2 separate regions of the Mus musculus genome follow, and region 1 is linked to region 2. Evidence: chromatin loops called from intact Hi-C (ENCODE). Cell type or tissue: gastrocnemius. All regions are shown on one strand. Links, peaks and the distances in the headings refer to the core of each region. The heading gives the core; the rest is flanking DNA. Region 1 holds the start of Gm15614 (predicted gene 15614). Region 2 has its middle 21 kb from the start of Gm52771.

Evidence for each region. Peaks named below come from ENCODE experiments on the same cell type or tissue, not always from the same donor. Only the 100,000 strongest peaks of a DNase experiment are listed, where the experiment ranks them.
Region 1: a loop joins it to region 2, with 5 times the contacts of the local background. A loop is called at or near these places in 7 of 42 quality-filtered maps.

The regions. Positions count from the first base shown.
Region 1 is chr5:32,581,762-32,594,378 of GRCm38, reverse strand. Gm15614 (predicted gene 15614) reads left to right here and starts at 10,993. Exons shown (of 4, transcript NR_168094.1): 1 at 10,993-11,110; 2 at 12,200-12,454. In gastrocnemius, for the core only: a CTCF peak has its summit at 6,058 (motif pointing left); a DNase peak (open chromatin) is centred at 6,056.
Region 2 is chr5:32,706,643-32,719,259 of GRCm38, reverse strand. No RefSeq gene overlaps it. Among named protein-coding and RNA genes, the nearest start is that of Gm52771, 21 kb to the left of the region's middle. In gastrocnemius, for the core only: a CTCF peak has its summit at 4,875; DNase peaks (open chromatin) are centred at 4,954 and 5,147; H3K4me3 peaks cover 1,712 bases; H3K27ac peaks cover 1,448 bases.

The sequences.
Region 1 (12,617 bases), core at 4,009-9,008, 130 kb after region 2:
GGTAAGGATCCCACAGTCAAAAAGCCATTGTCCCTAGACTGAGTTATCTAAAGAAAGCAAAACTTTAGGTTGGAATTCAAACTCTCCTTTTATACTAAGAACATCTTCCACTTTTTTTCTAGGCAACAAATCCCATCTGTAAATGTACTTTATATATTATAGAATATTGATTTCATATTAAAACTGAAGTCCCAAATGTATTTTAATTTAGTTATCTCAGAGGGTAAAAAGGTAGCTGGTGAACTTATAGAGAAAGAAATTAGAAAGAATTGCTAACAATTTTCTGTTTGCACTGTTTAATTAACCTTAAGGTTTCTTTCATTTCTCACTTCAAATTCACCGTTGACAAAAGTCCCTGGAACTCAGTTGTGCCCTCTAGTGGTTCTTGGTATTTAGTAAAGGTCACGTCGGAGATTTTAAACAACTTTTAAATTGCATCTATTTCACCCTGTATGCCTGCGGTATGTGTCCACTCATGCACACACCCATGAAAGCATGGGCAGCACAACACATATGTGGAAGTCAGAGGAAATCTTGGAGTTGGTTCTATCTACTCTGTGGGGCCAAGAAGAATTGAAACTAGATCCTGAGACTTGGCAGCAAGTGCCTATACTAGGTAAGCTATTTTGTTGGCCCTATTCTGGAATTGTTCTTTTTTTTAATATATATTTTTAAAGTTTAATTATTCTACGTAGATGAGTACACTGTAGCTGTCTTCAGGCACACCAGGAGAGGTCTTTGGATCCCATTCCAGATGGTTGTGAAGCCACCATGTAGTTGCTAGGAATTGAACTCAGGACCTCTGGAAGAGCAGTCGTTGCTCTTAACCGCTGAGCCATCTCTCCAGCTCCCCATTCTGGAGTTTTAAGAAGTGATCATGAGTAGAACTAATGATTCTCATGTCACTGTCTTTTGAATACTCTGTTAGGAGAAGTATGGTTATGTCGATATAACAAGCCTCTTAAATTCAGTGGCTAAAAAAAAAAAAAATCAAATGTTCATTTCTAACAAAAATAACTAAATACAGATTTACCATATTAGTATGCATGTAGCATCCAAGGGCTTCCTGAGTCCTGTAACACCTAGTGACTTTTCACATTGTCATGATGACATAAAAACATAGAAAAGGAACAGTAGCTTTTACCTGCTCCAACCTAGAAGTGACACATAACTTTCCCTTCTTTCCTCTTGCCCTTCCTCTTGCTCAATTTCTCTCTTCCTTCTCCCTCTTTGAGCCTCTGCCCTCTCCATCCTCCATCTTTCTCTCCAGAGTCTTTCAGTGTTGCCCATGTTGACCTTGAACTCCTTGACTAAGTACTCGATCCTAGTCTTCCAATTAGCTAGCACCCTGGGCGTGGCCCACAATGGCTAGTTTTATGTATTTATGTTTGTTTGTTTGTTTTGTTGTTTTTTTTTCAAGACAGGGTTTCTTTGAGTAACAATGGCTGTCCTGGAGCTCGATCTCTAGGCTAGGCTGGCCTTGAACTTGAAGATCTGTCTGCCTTTGCCTCCCAAGTTCTGGAATCAAAGGTGTGCACCATCACTGCCTGGCTCATTTTATGTTATTTCTTATTGTGGTAAATGTGACATGGAAATTATGATTTTACTCATTTTATGCATACAGTTCACTATTATTAGAACATTCATACTGTTGTGTAATCATCACCATTATCCATCTACAGGGTCAATCTTTCAATTTTCTTCAACTCCATACATAATTCATTTGGCTAAATATGTAGCTTGGAGGGTAGAACACTTGAGTAGTCCCAAGGTCCAATCTTCAGTATCCTCTACTCCACAATTCCATTCTCATTGGATATTCATTCTCCGTCCTCCTTAGCTCCTTCCTGGCAGCCACCTTTCTTTTGGTGTCTTTATGCATTGGATTGCTTCCTGTACCTCAGGTAAGTGGAGTTATAAAATGTTTATCCCTTTGTGTCCTGCTTATTTCATCTGTAATAGCATCTTCAAGGTTTACCTTATGCCATAATTTTCTTCCCCTCTAAAGCTAAATAATATTCCATTATACACATTGTACCTTATTCATAATAGCTCTTCTTTAAAAATATGGCAAACACATACTTCAAACACCTTGCGTAAACTATAACATATCTTGACTACAGAGACAGAAAGATGTTCAACAAGTGCTTGCCTGCCTCTTTTTAACAGATATATCTCGTTGTCAGTACCTTTTGCTATGCCTCTTGTAAGGCTCTGCTCTCAAAAGAAAATGTACCTTATACCTTGTCTAACAGTGCTCTGGAGAGGGGAACTGATGGTATTTGGCCTCCAGTACAGGTAGTTCACACCATTAACATTTGCTTTTTCCATATTCTCAGGTGCTGATTTTTAAAATTTATTCTAAATATGGAGCTATGAGTATCAGTATCTCCATCACAGATTCACCAAATTTCTGAAAGTCCTTATTACAATTCTATTATTATAATAATCACTTTTCTATTTATTATTGCTCTTTAAACTTTTTACTTTACTTTTATTTTATTTTATTTGTGTGTGTGTGTGTGTGTGTGTGTGTGTGTGTGTGTGATATGTGTTTGGGTGCTACATGTATGCAGGTGCCCCTGGAGGCCAGAACAGGGAATTGGATCCCCCAAAACAGGAGTTCCAAGTGGTTGTAAGCTGCCCCACATGGGTGATCAGAACTGTGGTCCTCAGATGGGGAAAGTTCTCTTTACCACTGAGCCATCTCTCCAGCCACAGTTATTTGGCTTTTAAAAACAGGGTCTTGTTAAGCTGTCTATGGTGGTCTGGAAATTCAAGTTCTGCCTCAGCCTTGTAAGTTCTAGGGTTGTGGCTGTGCACCATGCTAATAATGTTACTAACTTTCATAAAGCCACAGTGGTTATAAGGTGTTTGTTCTGAGCACTTGATGAGCACACTGCATGATGATGATGATGATAGGATTTGAAACAAAAAACCAGGAGGAAAATCAGGGTAAACAAGGGTAAAATTATTTTTGGTCATGTTGTGTCTAAAATGTCTGAGAGAAAGTAAGTGTTTAGTGGATGACAGCAATGGGATGTCTAAATTTAAGGCGGTTTAGGAGTGCCACTGGAAATAGAGATGGACTTAGGAATCAAAGACATGTACAACAAACACAACTTTACAACTTATTTTGTGATGAGGAGGACAAGGTCTCACTACATAGCATGCATTGACTGATGATCCTCCTATCTCTCATCTCTGCTTCAGGAGTCTTAATGAGGGGGGGGGACAGGGAGAAGGAGAAAAGGAGGAGAAGGAGGAGGAGGAGGAGGATAAACAAAGCAAGAATTTACTTCATTCAGCCCCAGGAACTGAACCTTAGAAACCAATGGGATTGAGCCAGGCAAGAAGGAAGAGAAAGTCACTTCAGGTGAGAAAACAGTCAAGGCATCAAGGTCAGGACTGGCCCGAGTAGCCATTTGTTTTGCCTCCTGTCTCTGAGTTTCAGGGCTCAGGGCACCCCATTAAAGTAAAATCATTTCATTTGTCTTTTGCGCCTGTTTTATATTCTTTTTGCTTGTTTTGATTTTTTGAGACAAAGTTTTACTGTATTGTCTTGGCTGTCCTGGAACTTGCTCTGTAGACCAGGCCAGCTTTGAACTCACAGAGTCTAAGTCAGGAGTTGCCTGACTCTGCCTCCTCAAAGAATGTGTGCCACCACTACCAAGCCTGTTTCATATTTTTAATCCTGGAATACAGGTAAATCACCTGCAGAGATTTGAAAAACTGCAAACCCTTGGGTCTATGGATAGGTTCAAACATCTACACTGAAAAAAAAAAAAAAAAGAAAGAAAAAAAAAGGCAAGTTTGGAGTGTATCCAAAGTGAATGCTTAGATAGTTCTCTTGTTCTATTACACAATGTAGTTACAGTTATCAACATTAGATGAGAGAGTTTTCAAAGTTCTCATCAGAAGGAAATGATAGATGTTTGAGATGATGGACAGCTTGACTAGCCCAAATTGATCATTATAAAATATACACATACACCAAATTAATCAGATAATTTTCATAAATATGCACAATTATCTGTCAATTACAAAATAGATCAACCCATTAAAAACAAAGTAGCAAGTGAGAAACTCTGTTGTAAAAGCACAGAAAAGATAAATATGCAGTGGAAGATAAGAGAAAGAAGCTTCCATTGAGAAAGGACAGGGACCAAGGGACAGTCATTGAGGTTTGTAAGTGAAGTTTTATCAGAAACCTTTATAGAGTATTTCCCACACAAGAAATAAAGGAGGCATCACTGGAAAAGAGAATTTGGGATCAAAACTGTTGGTAGAGGGGCCAGGGGTGCTCCATGATGCCCCAGGCCTGGGTTCCATTTCTACACTTCAGAACAAAGATCCCACAACAAACAAATTGGGTAAGGAAAATGTCTGAAGGATGGCTAGTGGTGTGGTTTGAATGTAAAATTTGTTATGCTCAGTCCTCAACTGATGGCATGGTTTTGAAGGTCATGGAATCTTTAGGAAGTAGAGTTTTACTTGAGGAAGTGGGTGTACCTTGAGAGTTTTAAATTTTACTGTCATTTCCGGTTTGGATTTTGTTTCCTCGCTCAGTGTGGGCAGCCAGCTACCTTACTATGATAGTGTCCCCTCTTAAACCCTGAGCCACGGTAAACCCTGGAGCTGTGTTTGCTAACTATTTTGTCACAGCAAAACCCAAACCAAACCAAACCAAACCAAACCAACCAAACAAAAAACCAAAACCAAACCAAACAAACAAACAAATGCCTTGGGAATGTTGATAAGTCATGATATAGAGTGGAATGGAGGGACTTGAGAAAGTAATAAATCTGGTAGGAATATAAACAAATCATTAGATAGATGGGTGAGAATGGAAGGGCTTGAGAAAGTAACAAATACAGTGGGCATATAAATACGTCATTAGGAATGGAGAGTCTTAATGGCCAGGCTTCTGCTTTCTAAGGAAAGCTTCCAGCATAGCTATTGGAGGCTACACACATTTTTGACAAAGAATATGGCTTTGGAGATAGATCTCCTAGACTAAAATTCTATTTCTTCTGCCATTCCCCAGCTCTTGATCTCTATGCCTAAGATTCTTATTTTCAAAATGGGGATTTTTTTTTCCCTTCCAAGCTTTGTAGGATCTTTGTAAAGACTACGATGAATTAGCATATGGACTTTTCCAGAACAACACCTGGTAACTGTTTCTGGTTTGAGTCAGCAACAACAGAAACAAGGACAGGGCTTGATGGCAGAGCATCCTCTGTAGGATGTGGGCCACCAGAACTGCAAAGTAGCTGTTGATAAGGGTCAGGGTCAGTGAAAACTGGGCACAGTTTTATAGCAAAAGCAAGCAGTTTCTGTTTGATTTCCTTTGCATAATTCAGCAGCAGAAGAAGCAGAGGAGGGCCATTAGACTGAAAATAGGGCTGAAGATCAAGTGGCCAAAGAGGGCCAAGTGCAACCATGACGAAGGCTAATTTAATTTTGGGCCAGGGTAGGATTGTTAGACTCGGAAGTCATGAAGGGTTCCAGGTATCTGAACTAAGGATTCCTGTGCAATTCCATCGGTAGTTTAGATGGACATACAATGGGGCCCTGGGAGAAGGGACAGTCAGGGTGACAAACATGTGTTAGGACTCCTACTTCAGCTATTCCACCTATCAATCATTTTCAAACTTGTTTGAGAATCTTCTGTGGTTATTCAGCAATGCTTCAAGGCCAATTCTATCAGATTGGCTCCTGATGGAGGGTGACTGGAGGAAAAGTGGAAGTAGATTGTATTTGTAAGACTGTTAGAAAAAAAATAGTGTATTATTTTGCTTTGGAAAGCACTGCTTCTTGATGAAATGAATGTGGGTTTGAGAATTTGAACTTGCATCATGCCTCCTCTGAACTACAAGTGTGACTCAGAATAGGTCATTTATGTTCTTTTGGTTTCAGTGTGTTCATTTGCAACATTGGCAAATTGGATTAGATGATCTTTCTCTGACATCCCTTTATTTAATAGAGTCTCCAAGGGTGGGAATTTAGCCACCAGGCTGTTCAGCGCTGAGGAAGTTTGCGGGTGCCACCTTGTGGCGTAAAGAAATAGTATTGTCATGAAGTTCTGCCAGGCTCTTGGAAGCTGGGTCTCAAGGAGGTGAAGCTCTATCCAGGATAAGAGTGGTCTCTTGTTAGAACAGATTGTGAGTGAGCTGGATATGGTACCGTAGCCAGAATTTCATCAGGAAAATCAGAATAACTCACGTGAATAATTTATGGTCTGCTTGGCCCATTGGAGAGAAGTCCTTTAACAGTGGCCAAAACTTCTTTGGAATCCACTTACTTCAATTAGGCTTCTTCTTTATTGAAACAAAGACCTTGAAAATGACTCCATATTCATATTTAGATACAGCTCACACATCTCCCAATGCAGTTATGAAATGCTCTGATGCATGTGTGCTACTTAATAGCCCTTGCTGAGCAGAGATGAGGTCAGGGTCACTTTACAATAAGCCATGACAGACTCTTAATTTAAAATGACCTTTAAGATAGATGATTATTGATATTGATGAGTCAAATGTCTGATTCTGAGGGTTTCTCAGAACAATTTTCTGGAAATGGCCTTGGATTATGAATTTCCTATCCAAGGGCACAGGGGCATCTGCAATAAAGGCTGTCACAAAACAAACTGACTAAAGCAGACGTCAGAGGCAAGTTTTCTTTCAGTTAAACCTTGAACAGAGATGCAAGGCTTTTGGCCAGGAACTGTATTCTTCTTGTGAATTCTTAGCATTCACAAGTTGTTGTTGTTGAGTTTTTTGTTTTGTTTTGTTTTTGTTGTTAGAAAAATTTCAGTTTAAAAATTTACCCTCGAAAAAGTTAGCTTTAGAACTGTTTGGAAGAGTTCTGGTTCCTTTATACTTAGAAGTATTTTACTCCTTCAATTTTTTAGTCTGAGCTTCAAATTTTAAACTGGGAATGGGGGTGGGGGAGTGGGGGTGGGGAGGGGTCATGGGGGTGTGGCAATTGCCTTTAATTTCAGCACTTGGGAGGCAGAGGCAGAGGCAGACAGATGGTTTGAGGCCAGCCTGGTCTTCAAAGCAAGTTCTTAGATAGCCAGAGCTACACAGAAAACCCTTGTCTTAAAAACAAACAAACAAAAAACCAAAGCAAACAAACACAAAACAAAACAACAAATCCAAAGGGGGAAAAAAAAGAAAAAAGAAATTACAGCTAAAGGGATGGCTCAGCAGTTAGGAGTACTGGATGCTCTTGCAGAGATGTCAAGTTTTGTTCTCAGTACCTACATGGCAATTAAGTCATTAATTACTCCAGTTCCAGGGTTGATGCCCTTTTTTAAGGGGCCCCCACAAGCACTGTACACAGTTGGATCACAGATATAAATGCAGGCAAGATCTAAACACACAAAATAACAATAAATCTTTAAAAATAAATTATACTATCCAGAATTTATTATAATCTGATACCAAGCTATCACCCAGGCTTGCATTCTACAAGTTAGTCTTGTAATTCTACCACTAAAATTCTTGCCTCTTAGGCTTATATCTGATAACAGCATATGGTAGATCATGAGAATTCAAACCATATACTTGTTTTCTTAAGAGTTTATCAAATTTACCTTTGCATTCACCACTCTTCTCATGGCAGTGACACACACATGAAATGAGCAGTTTAAGGAAGGGAAGGTTATTCTGCCTCACAGTTCGAGGTACAGGTCATCCTGGTGAGGCAGCAGGATGGAAGGAGCTTGAGGGAGCTGATCACATGCATCTTCAGTCTAGAGGAAGAGAGAAATGAACACTGGTGCTCCTCCCTCCCTCCCTCCCTCCCTCCCTCCCTCCCTCCCTCCCTCCCTCCCTCCCTCCTTTCTTTCTTTCTTTCTTTCTTTCTTTCTTTCTTTCTTTCTTTTTCACACAATCCAGGACCCTGTCTATGGGATAGTCCTGCCTGCATTCAGAATAAATATCCTCTCTGTAGTTCTGTAGTTAGACTCCTCAGAAAACTGTTACAACTATATCCAGAAGTGTGTTTCCTAGTTGTATTTAAAATCCAGTGAAATTGCCAACGAAGATTAACCATCACAAATATTCATCCATATTTTCTTTTTTTGTTAAAGGTTTATTTATTTTATGCATATGAGTATAACACCATTGCTCTCTTCAGATGCACCAGAAGAGGACATTAGATCCCATTACAGATGGTTGTGAGTTACCATGTGATTGCTGGGAATTGAACTCAGGACCTCTGGAAGAACAGTTGGTGCTCTTAACCACTGAGCCATCTCTCCAGTCCCCATTCATATTTTCTTTTTCTTTTCTTTTCTTTTCTTTTCTTTTCCTTTTCTTTCTTTCTTTCTTTCTTTTTTTTTTTTTTTTTTTGAGACCCGGGTTTTTCTGTGTAGCCTTGGTTGTCCTGGAATTCATTCTATACTAGGCTGACCTCTAACTCAGAAATCCACCTGCCTCTGCCTCCCAAGTGCTGGGATTAAAGGCATGCACCACCACTGCCCAGCTCCATATTTTCATGTCTGTCTTATTCAAGGTTTCTATTGCTATTGAAAGGATAGCATAAACCCCATTTGTTTCCATTTAAGGACCAGGCCTGATTTCAAAAAGAAAGCCATAGGGCACTAGCTCCAGGAACAGGCCATGAAATCCAGAAACAAGGTCATAAAACCCCCTCCCAAAGAACATCCTGGGGATAACCACAAACATGGGAAAATATCTTGTCTCAGAATGGGTCATCTGTGCTGACAGTCAGTCCTATCTCATCCTATGGTTAAATGTTCATTACATAGGAGTACAGAGCACTGACCACCTTGTGACCCCTTAGCACCAATGAAATTTTAGATTACCTAATCCTTCTAGAGAGTTACCCTGTTCCCTATAACAAGGCCTTGTGTACCTTTGTCTAGGGTTGCCATTTTGGAGACTGATTGACCCCGCATATTGGTTGCTTCTGCAGAATAAACACTCCTTGTCTTTGCATGCTATTTGAGCCTGGGGTCTTTCTTCAATGATTTTGGATCCTTACACTATGAAGAGACACCATGACCAGGGCAGCTCTTAGAAGAAAACACTTAATTAGGATTGGCTTATAGTTCAGAGGTTTAGTCATTGTAGTGAAAAAGTGCAATATAAAAACAAAACAAAACAAAAAAACCCTAGGCCTTTAGGCCCAGGCTTGAGAATGTGACCTTTGTGACTCAATGCTCCAAGGCATGCTAATCATAAAACAGATAGTGACATTCCTCCACCCACCCGCTTCCTGGGTTCAAGGAGTGTTTATTCAAAGAAAGTCACCCTGACCCACCCTGACCTTTGCTGAAACCTGCTATGCAAATGTGCTATTGTTAGAGGCTCATAGAAACTGTCTTGACTTTCCACTTCCTTGTGACTCTTAACTGGTATTTTTGGTATTTTCCAACAACACCCTCCCTAACCCCCTTGAGTTGTGGTTTCTTCCTTTAAATACCCCCTTTCCCAGCTACTCGGGGCCCACACAGTCCTCTACCCCTGCATGGTGTACGACTGTGGGCCCCAGAGAGCTCTTGGAATAAAAGTCCTCTTGCGATTTGCATCAAGACTGTTTCTCGTGAGTGATTTTGGGTGTCACCTCTCCAGAGTCAGAACGTGGGGGAGTCCTCACATTGTGGGTCTTTCAGTAGGAAGCATGGTGGCATGCAGGCAGATATGGCACAGAGTGGTAGCTGAGAGAGTTCTACTGAAAGATCCTGACAGAATGTAAAAGGTCACAGAAGTCCTGAAATTGGCAAAATAGATTTCATTGTTAGCAGAACTAGCTTCACTGATTTAGAAAAATAGAGGTGTACAATGCTCTGGCCACTCATAGAACCCGTGTGTCTGCCAATGTTCTGGCTGTTCCTTGAACCCATGTGTGTGCCCACTGCTGCACCTCACTGGCAGGTGTTTGTGATATTGGTTGCTGGGGAGTCAGAAAATCTCCCCAGCAACCACAGTCAGGGCCAATGCGGAGTTACTGCACCTTCATTAGACTCTTTCCTTGTTTCCCTCCCATACCCATTTCTGAAGAAATCAATCATTTTAGAATAGACATTGTTTAGATCTGGAAATCCCCTACTCCCTCCTTCTCCTTTCCCCCTTGAGGACCTATAAAAACTGGGACCCCTTTCCCCTTGGGGTCGACTCCTCTACCCCTGTGTGGGATATGAGTCGTCCCCAGAGCTCTGGCTTTCCCTGAATAAAGCCTCGTGTGGTTTGCATCAAGTTTTGTCTCTTGTGAGTTCTTGGGGGTCTGCTATTATCCCAAGACTTGAGTGAGGGTCTCCCTTCAGAGGTCTTTCACTACATTTGGATGAACAGGCAGCAGGAAGAGAGTAAAATACTGGGCCCAGCTTGAGAATCTGAACCTCAGAGCATACCTCCCCCCCACCTACTTCCTCCAACAAGGGCACTACCTCCAATAATGCCACTCCCTAAGAGTCTTTGAGGCCATTTTTTATTTAAATCTTCACATTGTCTTACAACAAAAGGTATGTTTCGTTTCCTTTATCTGGGTTCTAAGTTCTATAACCTCTACCCTCCCATTTTGTAAATCAATGAGTATGTCTCCTCCCTACTGGTGGAAAAGTGACCATGCTTAAGAGATCTGACTTCGGAACAATAAGTAAATGTAGTTCTATTCTCCACTTTAGTGGAGGTCTCTTTTCCTTCCCTAGCTGAACCTCATCTCAGAGTAAATTCAGTTCTTTGTTTCCTCAAGTGTTAGTCACAATGTTTCCACCACATGCTGAAGCTATTCTTGATAGAGTAATCATTGGCAAAGTCAATGGTTGATTTTCTGGCTCCTCCTCCTCCTTGACCCCTCTTGGAAATTTGCTGTGACTGGCTGTGATGGTTTGTATATCCTTGGACCAGGGAGTGGCACCATCTGAAGGTGTGGCCTTGTTGGAATAGGTGTGACCTGGTTGGAGTAGGTGTGTCACTGTGGGTGTGGGTATAAGATCCTCACCCTAGTTGCCTGGAAGTCAGTCTTCCACTAGCAGCCTTTGGATGAAGACATAGAACTCTCAGCTCCTCCTGCGTCATGCCTGCCTGGATACTGCCATGCTCCCTCTTTGATGATAATGGACTGAACCTCTGAACCTGTAAGCCAGCCCCAAGTAAATGTTGTTTTTTTTTTTTATAAGACTTGCCTTGGTCATGGTGTCTGTTCACAGCAGTAAAACCCTAACTAAGACACTGGCCATCTTCATCCTTCAGCTGTTTCTTCAATTCTGACATGAGTCTTCAGACTCTCATCTAGTCCTTCTCAGTTTACATTTCAGGGAACTATGAGCTTGCTATGTGTGCATATGTGGTAAGCTCCAAAGAAGTGCCAGATATTACAAGTTTGCATCAATTTTCTCATGGAATACTTTGCTCAATATGATGAAATAGATAATTTGCACTTCTATTTGACAAGAGGAATGCAACCCTCAGAGAGGTTAAATGAACAGCAAGGGACAGATTCAGTCCCAGGGACCTGGCTGTTTGGAGGGGCAGCTCTTGTTCTCTGATGCTTCTTAGAGTTAAGCCTTTCCAACCCTTTCTAACCCCAACCCTGATGCTGCCCACAGTTTTCTTCTCTTCATTTCCCCAGTAAGAAAACATGACAAAGGCAACTTGTAGAAGAAATTGGGGCTTCACATTTCAGAGGAGTAGAGTCCATGTCCATCCATAATGGTGGGGTGAAAGAACCTAGTGGGGAAACCCCCACTCAATTCCTGATTCGGCGTGCACCCAAGAATCACGAACAGAACAGAATGCCTTGATGTAAAAACATGAGGTAGTTTTAATGGTGGAGCTCCAGGTCGAAACATATCTCACACAGGAGACAGTGGATTCGACCACGAGGCTTGGAAGCTAGGGGTTTTTATAGAAAAGGGGCTGGGACTTGGGGAGGAATTGGTGTGGTTTCACATGATTGGTCCATTTAAACATCAGCAGCCTGTTTAACATTTAACTTAGGTCAGAAGGGTGGGAGATAGAGAGGCACCGGGCCAGTCCGGTCATGTCATTCTCTTTATCTTTATGGCCAAGCAGCCTCAGGAATGTCTTAACGACGGGCCTGCCCAGGCATGTCCTGGCCTGTTCTGCTATGTTCTCAACCCCAGGTTTCAAAGCTCACAAACAACTCTTTGGGCTATTTGACATAAATTACATGAATCACAGGTCTCAAGTTTATTTTCTTTCAGGGGGACATGGAAGCTGACAGGCAAAAGTGGTGCTGGAGTAATATCTGACAACTTACATCTTGAGACACAACTATGAAGCACAGAAAGCTAAGAGGGAATGGCATGGGCTTTTGGAACTTTAGAGCCTGACTTCCTCCCATCAGTGGCACATCTTTTCCTGCTGGGGAACAAGTACTCAAACATATGAGCCTATGAGGACAATTCTCATCCAAACTACCACAGCTTGGTTATTGTTTTTTCTGCCTTCACTAAAAGGTAAGTCCTGCCGGGCAGTGGTGGCGCACGCCTTTAGTCCCAGCACTTGGGAGACAGAGGCAGGCAGATTTCTGAGTTTGAGGCCAGCCTGGTCTACAAAGTGAGTTCCAGGACAGCCAGAGCTATACAGAGAAACCCTGTCTCAAACAAACAAAACAAATAA
Region 2 (12,617 bases), core at 2,872-7,871:
TAAGAGGCTACTTCACAGCAGGTGACTATGGTTCGCCTTTCACAGTAGCCAGCTGCAGACCTGGGACTCTGGAGATGGCCTGTGGTGGCTGCTACTCCGCCTCCTGCTGCTGGTCCCTGCGGCTGTGTTTGCTCTTGCTGGTTTGCAGGATATTTTGATAACAAAGATTGGACTGGCTCCAAGAAAACCAACCCCCTGACCCCTGATCGGCAGGAAGTAGCCTACAGAGTTTTTCGGCCCCCCTTGCCCTCTGGCCTTCTTTCTCTCTTACCTAGTGTTGGGGGTTGTAAAGGTTTACGGTGGAGCAAGGGTTGCAAGAGAGGTAGAGACATAAGAATTCAATAAAATAGTTTTTTTTTAAAGCCAACAAAAATGACTCTGGGTGCTGAGGGGCGGTAGAGGGATGGCTCAGTGGTTAACTGCGTTCTTGTTCCTGCAGGACTCAGATTCAGTACTCAGGACTCTCATGGTGGCTCACAACTGTCTTTAACTCCAGTTCTAGAGGATCCAACACCCTCTTCTGACCTCTGTAGGCACTGCACTTATGTGCACAGACATGCGTACACATACACATAAGTAAAATAAATCTTTAAAAGTCTAATGAACTAACCTTTAAAAGTCTAATGAACTTATCTTCCCAACTCAGTAACAAGTCGATATTTTACCATTCTACATGTTACTTTTGCTTGCTTGTTTGTTTTTTTTGAGACAGAGTCTCTCTCTGTAGTCCTCGCTGTCCTAGAACTCACACTGTAGACCAGGCTGACCCCGAACTCACTGTATGTAGCTCAGACCAGCATGAAACTCAATGCTCCTCCCTCAGGCTCTGAAGCACTGGGATTACAAGCAGACACCACCGGTGGCCATTATACTTTTTGTCTGTTTTTGTTTTTTAAGATAGGGTTTCTCTGTGTAGCCCTGGCTGTCCAGAAATCATTCTGTAGACCAGCTGGCCTCGAACTCAGAGATCTGCCTGCCTCTGCCTCTCAAGCGCTGGGACTAAAAGTGTACACCACCATGCCAGGCTACATTAACTTTAAAAAGAAACTCACAATGAATAACCTTTTGTTTCCCTAAAACAGGAAGAAGTGTGCTCCTGAGATAGCTACGTGGACAGGTGATATTTAAGGTATTTTTAGCAAAAGGCTTTTACAGAGGAGTGGCCAGGGCAAGCCCTTGGGGAATGGTCTCCACTATATTCAAATCACCAAAAGTGGGAACTTTAAACATCACTGCAGAAGCTGGGCAGTGTTGGTGCATGCCTTTAATCCCAGCAGTGGAGAGGCAGAAGCAGGTGGACTGATCTACAGGTCGAGTTGGAGGACAGCCAGGGCTACTCAGAAAAACCCTGTTTCAGAAACAATCAATCAAACAAACAAATGAAACAGCAGCTACAGGCTAACTGAAAACTCAGCACACAACTGTATGCTAATGTTCTGATTGATCACACAGGCAGTGGCAAGGGCAGAGGGAGCCCCTATGCTGACAAGGCCATGAGCTACAGAGCTACAGGGACAGCAAGGGGCAGACACACTCAGAACACTTAGGAGTGACTAGCAGCGGAGTGCCAGAGGGGAGCTATGAAGGGCGGCCTGAGAGACAGACAGCTTAGGCAGAGTCTGCACCTAGCTCCAAACTCCCACTCTATCCCACGGCTGTGAAGAGATAACCCAAACCCTAACCCCTAACACCCTGCCCCTACCCCTAACTCCTCAATACTAACCCCCTAACACTAACCCTGAAACCCTAAATCTAACACTAACCTGAACCCTAGTCCCTAACCCTAAACCTAATTCCTAACCCTAACCACTAAAACCTAACCCTAAACAGAACTCTAATCCTAACCCTAACTCCAACCCTAACCTTAACTGCTAACCCTAACAAGTAACCCTAACGTAACCCATAACCCTAACACTATAACACTAACCCATAAACCCTAACACTAACCCACTAACCACTTAACCATAACAACCAAGCCCTAACCCTAACACCCTAACCCCTTAACCCTAACGCCCTAGCACCCTAACCCCTAACGCTAGATCCCCGAATTTAACCCCCTTAACATAACCATTAATCATTACAGCCTAACGCCTTAAGAACCCAAACCCTCAAACTCCAGAAACTGAACCCAAACCAGAATGCAACACTAAACCCTAACCATAAAACCCTAACCCTAACCCTAACCAAACCCTAACCCCCAAACCCTAATCCTAACCCCCTAAACTCTTAAGCCTAAAACACTAATCCTCTAACACTAACCACCAAACACTAACCCAAACCCTACCCCCTAACTCCTTAACCCTAACACCCTGACCCTAATACTCTAACCCTAACTCCCAAACCCTAATCCTAACCCCAAACTCTTAAGCCTAAAACGCTAACCCTCTAACACTTACCCAAACCCTAGCCCCCTAACTTCTTAACCCTAACACCCTAACCCTAACCACCTGACACCAACCCCCTAACCATAACCCCTAACCATTAACCCATAAACTAACCCCAAACTCCTGACCCCCTAAACCTAACCCTAACACCTCACACCTAACCCTGACCCTCTAGCCCTAACCCTAACCACTAAACCTATCCCAAAACCCCTAACCTTGACGCTATATTCCTAAACCTAACAGACTAACCCTAATCTATGAAACCTAACACCCTAAACAAAACACTAACCACTAACACATAACCCTAACCCTGAACCCTCAGCCTGACATTCATCCTCACCATAACCCCATTAACCATGACCCTAACCTTAACAACCCTAACACTGTCCCTAACCCTAACCCTAATCCCTAAAAACTAATCCTAACCCATAACCATAACCCTCTAACTCTAATCCAAACCCCCCAAATAACCCCCCCTAAAGCTAGTTTCATATCCTATGCCCTATATAACCCATAAGCCTTATTCCTTAACTCCCAAAACCATAGCTCCCCATAAACGGAACCCAAACCAGGAACCCTGAACCCTAATCGTAACCCTAAACATAAAACCCTAACCACCCTACACATAACCATAACCTTAACCCTAACCCCTAACCCGTATCACCTAACCCCTAAAATAAGGCAAACCCAAACACTAACCCCTAAAACTAACCCATAGCTCTAACCCTGAAACCAAAACCTAACCCTGAATCCTAACCCTGAACCTTCACCTTCACCAACACCCTCATCCAAACTCTAACCACTCTGACTTTAAATCTAACAACCCTAACCTTAACAACTCTAACACTAGCCCTAACCCCTAAATGGAACCCCTAACCCTAACCATTAACCCCTACCCCCTAACTCCTAAACCTAATTCACAGACTAACCCTAACCCTAACCCTGAAATGAAACCCTAGCCCTGAATCCTAACCCTGAACTGTCACCTTCACATTCACACTCACCCTAACCTTAACCCCCATAACCCTAACAAACCTATCCCTAACATCCTAAATTTAACCCTAACCCTAACCCTAGAAGTGAACACTAACCTTGAACCCAAACGCTGAACCCTAACCCTCACATTCACCCTCACTCTAGCCTCTCTAGCCCTAATCCCAAGCCTAGCAACCCTAACCCTTAACTCTAACCCTCTAATCTTAACCCTATAAGCCTAACCCTAACCCAAACACTAACCATAAAACTGTAACCCTAACCACTAACCCCTAAACTCAAACCACCCTCTAATCCTAAAACTAACCCCAACCATAACCACATGCGCCATATAACCATGTGGCGCCACCACACCTCTAATCCCATGACCTTGAACTCGGAGATCTTCAAATGTTTAAATTTTTAAAATTCATTTATCTAGTCATTTCTTTTCTTTCTTTCTTTCTTTCTTTCTTTCTTTCTTTCTTTCTTTCTTTCTTTCTTTCTTTCGTCCTTTCTCTTTCTTCCTTTCTCTTTCTTTCTTTCTCTTTCTTTCCTTTCTTTCTTTCTTTCTTCCTTTCTTTCCTTTCTTTCTTTCTTCCTTTCTTTCCTTTCTTTCCTTTCTTTCTTTCTTTCCTTTCTTCCTTTCTTTCCTTCCTTTCTCTTTCTTCCTTTCTCTTTCTTTCTTTCCTTTCTTTCTTTCTTTCTTCCTTTCTTTCTTTCTTCCTTTCTTCCTTTCTTTCCTTTCTTTCTTCCTTTCTTTCCTTTCTTTCTTTCCTTTCTTTCCTTTCTTTCTTTCTTTCCTTTCTTCCTTTCTTTCCTTTCTTTCCTTTCTTTCTTTCCTTTCTTTCTTTCCTTTCTTTCTTTCCTTTCTTTCTTTCTTTCTCTTTCTTTCTTTCTTTCCTTTCTTTCTTTCCTTTCTTTCTTTCTTTCTCTTTCTCTCTCTCTCTCTTTTTTCTTTCTTTCTTTCTTTCTTTCTTTCTTTCTTTCTTTCTTTCTTTCTTTCTTTCTTTCTTTCTTTCTTCTTTCTTTCTTTCTTTTTGCTTTTTTTCGAGACAGGGTTTCTCTGTATTGCCCTGGCTGTCCTGGAACTCACTCTGTAGACCAGGCTGGCCTCGAACTCAGAAATCCACCTGCCTCTGCCTCCCGAGCGCTGGGATTAAAGGCGTGCGCCACCACGCCCAGCCATTAGTCATTTCTTTAATTAATTTAGTCTTGGTTTTTTTTTTCGAGACTCAGCTGGTATTTTTTCCTATTTTTTTGTCTCCCCCCCCCCCCCCCAGAGCTGAGGACCGAACCCAGGGCCTTGCACTTGCTAGGCAAGCACTCTACCACTGAGCTAAATCTTCAACTCCTCCTATTTTTTATTTTTAAATTTTTAAAGGTTTAGATTTATTTATTTATTTATTTATTTATTCAGAATTATTTCTTTATTGAATTTTTTTTTTTTCTGAGACTGGGTGTCTCTGGGTTGAACCCCGAGACGGTTTCTCTCGCGCGCCACCCGGTGGCGACAAGTTGTCACTCCAACGCTCCGCTCCGGTCGGTGTCAAAGGATATGGATTTGCCTGCGGTCAACCGGCCAGCCTGAGGGAAGGGCGGGCAGTCGAGCGGCTTCGACCCGGTGACGGGGTCGCGTTTTAAAACAGTAGGTTACCGGGAGATTGTATCTGGAGCTACACAGGTGGGACCTACAACTCCCACCTTGCCTCGGTGCTTTTGTGATGTCACTTCCTGTAGCAAACAGGAAGTAACACCCGAGGCAGGAAATGACTACAACTCCCAGCATGCTTAAACACTAACTTCCTGCGCCAGACAGGAAGTTCCTCCGTTCCCAACAGGAAGTGAGTTCTTCTAGGGAAGAACTCGGAGCGTCAGCGACGACGAGGATTTCCGGTTTTGAGTTCGCTGCCCGGAAACAAACAGGGCATGCCGCATGCGTAGTTCCTCTCCTTGCCGAACCCAGTTTTCCTGGTCCTCTCCGCGTCGCCACCTCTGAGCAGCGCGACCTGATCTCCGGTTTCCCCGCAGCGACTACCGTTACCCCCGGCGACTCCAGTGACGTCACCGGGTCAGGTCCTGACCGAAGAGCCTTGGGCGACCCGTCACCACTCCTCGCCTGTTGACGTGTGCTGCAGCTGTACATGTGTACATGTGTACATGTGTGCCTGTTGTGTGATGCCAATGTACATGTGAACATGGGTCCCTCGTATGTGATGCTGCTGCACATGTAAATATGTGTGCCTGATGTGTCATGCTGTTGCACATGTTTACATGTGTGCCTGTTGTGTGATGCTGCTGTACTTGTGTACATGTGTGCCTGGTGTGTTATTAACCTGTAAATGTATGCCTAGTGTGTGTTGCCACTTTACATGTGTGCCGGGAGTGTGATTCTGCTGCACATGTGGACATGTGGGCCTGGTATGTGATGCTGCTGCACATGTGGACATGTGGGCCTGGTATGTGATGCTGCTGCACATGTGGACATGTGGGCCTGGTGTGTGATGCTGCTGTTCATGTGTCCTGGAGTTTGCCTGGTGTGTGATGCCACTTTACATGTGATCCAGGTGTTAGATGATGCTGTACATGTGTTCAGGTGTGCCTGGTATGTGTTGCTGTAGCACATGGGTACAGGTGTGGCTCTTTATGTGATGCTGCTGCACATGGGTTCATTTGTGCTGTGTGTGTGATACTCAGTGTGACACTCAGATACTCATGCAAACATCAGCTTTTATTTGTATGAGGGACTTGTGCCATGAGAATTTTTGAGAATTTTAGGAATTGTTCTGACCTCTCAAGAACATCAAATAAATAGTAAATGACTGAGATAGCAGAAGCAGCAGCTTTATTACCTCAGAAATAGTTGCATGGCCTGTGAACCACAATGGCTTGAATTTAGCTAGTTTTGATATCCACTCCACTGCCTTAGGCACATCCCAACGTTCACTGACACCCATCATCTGCAAGGACAGACTTCTCACTTCTCTGTAGAGCCATGGTTCCAGAGAGAAGATGCCTTAATTTAGTGCAACCTACTGCTTAGGAAGACTCTTCTGGCATTTCTTTTGCTAGTGTCTACTCCAGAGTTCTCAAAAAAGGATCCAAAGTGCAGACATTGGGATTAGAAATCTGGCTTCAGATCTGAGCCATATGTGAGGGAAGAGATGTGAATTGCTCACAGAACTGCTGTGATGTCTACAAGTGCCCTGGGCTGGATTATGAGATGTGCTGACTCAGGGATGTGTCCATGTTAGGTAAGCACTTTACCACTAAGCTATAATATTCACCCCCATCCTGATGTCTTTTGTTCCAACCAAGAAGGAGCTAGAGAAAGTATCCAAGGAGCTGAAGGGGTTTGCAGCCCCATAGGAGGAACATCAATATGAATTAACCAGTACCCCCAGAGCTCCTTGGATCTAAACCACCAATCAATGAAAACACATGGTGGAACTTGTGGTTCTAGCAGTATATGTAGCACAGGATGGTCTAGGCAGTCATCTGCCGCAGACCCTCTGGATCCCTTTGTCTGCGTGGAATGGGTCTCTAGTTGCAGGTGGGTAAAGGGTGCATGAATTGACAGATAGATGCACACAGGAGAGGTTCTGTAGAATCTGAATGTAATGTGTCAAATCGAGCATCAAACTTTTTATACAGAAGACAATAAGGAAGTTGGGTGACACACTCGCAAGGTACAAAGAGGTTACTGGATTCTTACATAAAACAGAGGAATACAAACACAGAAGGTCTAACAGGAACCACCTGGGATAGAATTCATTGTTAACAACTGGGATCAAAAGGAGCTCCACCTAAGATTCACTTAATCTTAGAAGCTAGGGTCAAGGGCTTCGTGCCCTTTCCATAGTTCCTATTTTAGTCTATTGTATAGTCCACCTTTCCCTTAGGCCATTGTAAATACATGTGTATGGGTGTAACTCAGCTATCTATAGTTCTAAGTATCTACTCTGGTTTCTCCTTAGGTCTGAAATTTCTTCCTAGATGATGGTAAATTCCTATGTAGGGCAGTGACCTAGCTTTTATTCAAAGTGATACCAGAGGCTATTCTGAATGTCACTGAATAGGCAACATTCTTCCTGGATTCCAAGCCCTTGGTCTGCTCAAGGACTTTCTAGGATATTGGAACACTGGCGAAGGCTTTGGCTATGTCAGAATTAAATCTTAAAAGGCATTTATAATAGGATAATTCTAAAAGAGAGCATGTGGATCCATACACTAGACTGACTCGGGAATGGAATATTAATGTATAGGTTAGAGAGAATGCCAGATTCCAGGAGTGAGTTTCCGTGAAACTTTCTGCCTCGTGAGTGGCTTCCAGGCCTCAGCCAGAGTGTGTGGCAGTCATCAGTGGGAGGAAAGGCCCTAGGTCCCGTGAAGGTTCTATGCCCAAGTATAGGGGAATTCCAGGACTGGGAATGGGAGTGGGTGGGTTGGGGAGCAGGGGAAGGAGGAAGGGATAGGGGGTTTTCGGAGGGGAAACTAGGAAAGGGGATAACATTTGAAATGTAAATAAAGAAAATATCAGCTGGGCGTGGTGGCGCATGCCTTTAATCCCAGCACTTGGGAGGCAGAGGCAGGGGGATTTCTGAGTTCAAGGCCAGCCTGGTCTACAGAGTGAGTTCCAGGACAGCCAGGGCTATACAGAGAAACTCTGTCTCAAAAACCAAAGAATAAAAAAATAAAAATAAAGAAAATATCTAATAAAAAAGGAACATGGACATTTTAATAACTTATGCTAGTCTTGTGATAGGTAAACTCTCTTTTTAAAAGCTATGGGGTCTGATCAGTTTTAGTTTTAGCTTTTCTACAGAGCTAATTAAATCTCATCAGAGCAAGAGACCATATTTTTGCCAACCTTTCAGTTGGATCCACTGAGTGCTTTATTATTTTTTTTAAGATTTATTTTATGTGTGTGAGTACACTGTAGCTGTCTTCAGACACACCAGAAGAGGGCATCAGATCCCATTAGAGATGGTTGTGAGCCACCATGTTGTTGCTGGGAATTAAACTCAGGACCTCTGGAAGAGCAGCCAGTGCTCTTAACCTCTGAGCCATCTCTCCAGCCCGAGTGCTTTATTTTATTTTAAGCATATGAGTGTTTTGCCATAATGTGCGTCTGGTGCCAGCAGAAACCAAAAGACGGCATCTGATCAATGGTACTGGAATTACAGCTGGTTATGAGGATTAGAACAGAACCTGGATCCTCTGCAAGAGCAGAAAATGCTCTTAATCACAGAACCATCTCCCTAGCTCCTTATTTTATTTACACAGTGTGTGTCTCCTCTCATGTATATGTGTATGCACACACATGAGTGGAAGTTAGAGGACAACTGTGGTGGTCAGTTCTTTCCTTCTACAATAATGATCCTGAAGACTGAACTCAGGTTCTTGAACTGGACAGCTGGTACCTTTAACTGCTGAGCCATCCAATCAGCTCCCCTCTTATCTTTTGAATCACATGCACAGTCAACACTGAGTTTGTTCAAATTGACTATTGCCCACCAGGTATGTGACATATTAATAAATACTCACTAATGAGACAACCATGCTACTTGGCACTTAATAAGTTTTTCTTTCATTTAATTTTTACCAATACCCCATAAGACAGCTCTGTTTTACATTAAAACGTTACCCTGTTTTACAAATTAAAAACTGGCTTATAGAGAAAGTTAAGGAAGTCACTCAAGACCAGTAGGCCAAGTTGGTGGTAATTTAAGTCCAGGCCTTGCCTTTCAGGCTTTGGCCTTCTCATTATCATACCACCTGGAAGCCAGAGAATTGCTGGGCAGAGCTTGAGATAGGGCTCACCCTTCTGCCATCAACCTCATTACACTTACAGAAGATGGACAAGGACATGAGATTCTATAAATAGTCTAAGTGGTAAGTGTTCCTTTACAGGATACTCTGAGAACCACAGTATAGCAGGCTCAAGATCAAATTTTGTCATAAATTATTTGAATGAGGGTGACCTCATGAAACAAAAGCATTGCTATTTCATGTATAATGAGGCTTCTGATCTTACATTAAGTACTCCAAAAATAATTTTAACTCACAAAACAAGCCTTATTTTTAAAATATAAAAAATATGATTGTGACTCTATACAAAATATTTTTCATATAATAAAAACTATAATACATAGGAATGATAAATCCTTTTCTTTATCTCAGCTAAAGCCTCAACTCCTTATCAAAGAATGGCTACTTGGAACCTATGTCCTGATAAGCTGCGTGAGAGAGGCTAATGATTTACACACCAAGGTCGTGCCAACCGAAGACTGCTTGTTCAGACTCACCTGCATTAGCAAAAGAATGGTCTCTTGCTCGAATGAGATTTAATTGGCTCTGTAGAATTACAAAACTAAAGCTAATCAGATCCCATAGCTTTTAAAAAGAGAGTTCACCTATCACAGACCAGCATAAGTTATAAAAATGTCCATGTTCTTACTCCTTGGTTGGAACAAAGACTTCAGGCTGGGGATGAATAGTATAGCTCAATGGTGTAGTGCTTATCTGACATGGACACGTCCCTGAGATGAGAGTCACAGTACCACAGAAAACACTCATGAAGCTTTCATGTCTTAATATCTTGAGAATATATTTACCAAAGTGTTCTCTAGTCCAATCGTGTCCCTGACGAGGTGGCATCTTCGTATGTCATCCGGATGATTTTCCCCAACTTGTTACTTTAAACCTACAAATACACTTAGTTTTAAATAGATATTTTATCTTGGCAAGAACACCTGGATTTTCTGTAGAAGTGAGTCTCTGTGAATCATTCATAGACCATGTTTTCTAGTAACCTCTGTTCTTCCCAAACTTTAGACAAGTCACATGATAATAATACTCCAAACTGCATCTCTTTATTCAGTATCAGGGCAATGACAGAATTATCTGCTGACCCACAGTGAAGGAACTAGAAGGAGAAGTTGTATCTCTAATACAGCTCCCTGAATTCTTGTTATGCCAAACAGGTAAGAACAAACAGGCCCTGGTCCATAGAAGAGACAAGGAGAGTTCACAAGGCCCATACATTTGCTAGTTATTTGCACAGAAAGTTTTGTCTCCAGTGAGCCCAGTTGGACTAATCTGTTCCTTATGGTGAAAGGCTCCAGAAAGGGAAAGGGACTTGGTTAGACAAAGAGGAACAGCAGCGTGTGGTCTGTAGTGTCCTATAGAGTTCTCCCTCATGGCACATTTGGCCACTCACAAGGAGCCCCCCCCCCCAAAAAAAAAAGAAAATCTGCCTTGATGTCCAATTATTTCTTGAGACATAGACATCTATATATGTTCCTTGTGACTGCTGGAGTATGGTTGGCCCAATTTGAGCACTATTAGTGGAGAAGAGAATATCATCTCAAGGGACTAGTATCCAATTTCTTCTTCACAAGCCTCTGTTTAGTGAGTACCAAGGCTGTGCTTGTGTTACTGCAGATAGAGCCTATGTCTTCTCCTCAAAGTGTCCAATCTCCCTGTATACTAAGAAGACCATTTAGCTCATAAAAGATTCACACAGGCACAGGAATCATCTTATCTTGGATAATTGCAGTTACTAACCCCCATCAAAGGAGACTATTTTTACAGCAAACAGAAACACTCACAGAAAACCACAAATTGATTCAATGTAGAGATCAACAGATCATGGGGAGACCAACCCCAAAGATAATGTACTTCAAAGCGCCTGCATCAGAGGCTCAGGAACATCTTGAAAGAAGGGACAGAAAGATTGTTAAGAGGCATACCAGAAAGTCTACTCTGAATGTCTCTCCTAGAAATGACTACACAAACAAGACCAGAATAAAGGCAATATCATGGAAGGAGGTAAATTTTTTGGGATCCCACCCCTAGACAACGAATTATGGGCAACAAATGATGACTAGGAGAAGCAGCCTCTCTCCTTATTGGCTATCCAATGTACAGTGGTCAGCCCTGAAGTCATATACACACTACCATCAAAAATTAACTCAGCAGTATTTAATAGTATACATACATATAATAGTAAATAACATGCATATGTATCAGTGATAAAGAAGAAGAGACTATCAGCTTGAGAATGGGGGGCGTGGGAGGGTTTGAAGGAGAGTAGCTGGAGGAAAAGGATGGAAGGAAAGTGACTATTTCAGTCAGAAACATTTTCTTTTTTTGAGACAGGGTTTCTCTGTGTGGCCCTGGCTGTCCTGGAACTCACTTTGTAGACCAGGCTAGCCTCGAACTCAGAAATTCACCTGCCTCTGCCTCCCAAGTGCTGGGATTAAAGGGGTGCTCCACCACCGCCCGGTCAACATTTTTTTTTTAAAGCTGAACACACTCAGGCACCTACTATCTTGTTTTCTCTTACTCATAACAAACACCCAGAGATCCTTTGACTCTAGGTGGAAGTTCCAACGATATGATTTGTCATTCTGGAGAATAATGGCAGTAGTTGGCCATAGCCTCTACACATTTCTTTTGCTGAGGTCCAGAAATCTTTCTGGAGCCTTCGTGATCTCCTAGAGTTGACTCATCAGCCAGCCTCTTTTAGTCAGGTAGAGACTAGTCCTCATGGAACATCTGCTCCAAATTTACCTTGTAATAATTCTCATCAAAAATGGCAACTCTTAGAAGGACCAAGAGAGAGGGAGGACATATGTTTAAGAAAGGCTGAGAGATCTGCCTAGGGTCACACAGAATCCTTGAAAAGGAATGGTGGGAAAAGACAAGAGTTTACTTTAATTCTATCAAATGCCAAAGCCCTTTTCATACCTTTTTTTATGTTATCACTCTATTTCACTAAGGAACTGACAAGGGTTTATTGCCTCTTAAATCTGAGTACACAAATGAGGACTAACTGATAGGTCTTGTTGAAATGAAGACCCTGGATGGTGTTCAGCAGTGGAACAATTATCTAATAAGTATGATGCTCTAGGTTCAATCCCTTGCACCACAAAAGAATGGATTTGTATACTCAGTGGGTGTGTATACATCAGAAGCTGGTGTCTTCCACCGTCTCTTCCATATGTGATATTCTAGAATTCTAAGTAGATTCACACCTTGTCTTTAGAGAGAATATGCCCGGTCTAGGTTGAAGCAACTAGACTAGTCTTAGTTAGCAACTAGATTTAGTCTTTGGCTCCTCTTCACATATTCAGCCTCTTAGTGTTGTTCATTAGGAAGTCAAGTCCACCATTACATAGATAATTTACCTGGTCCAGCCATCTTTTAGTGCTGCTTCACAGAGCTGTGAGGAAAGGAGTAAATCTCTCATTCGAT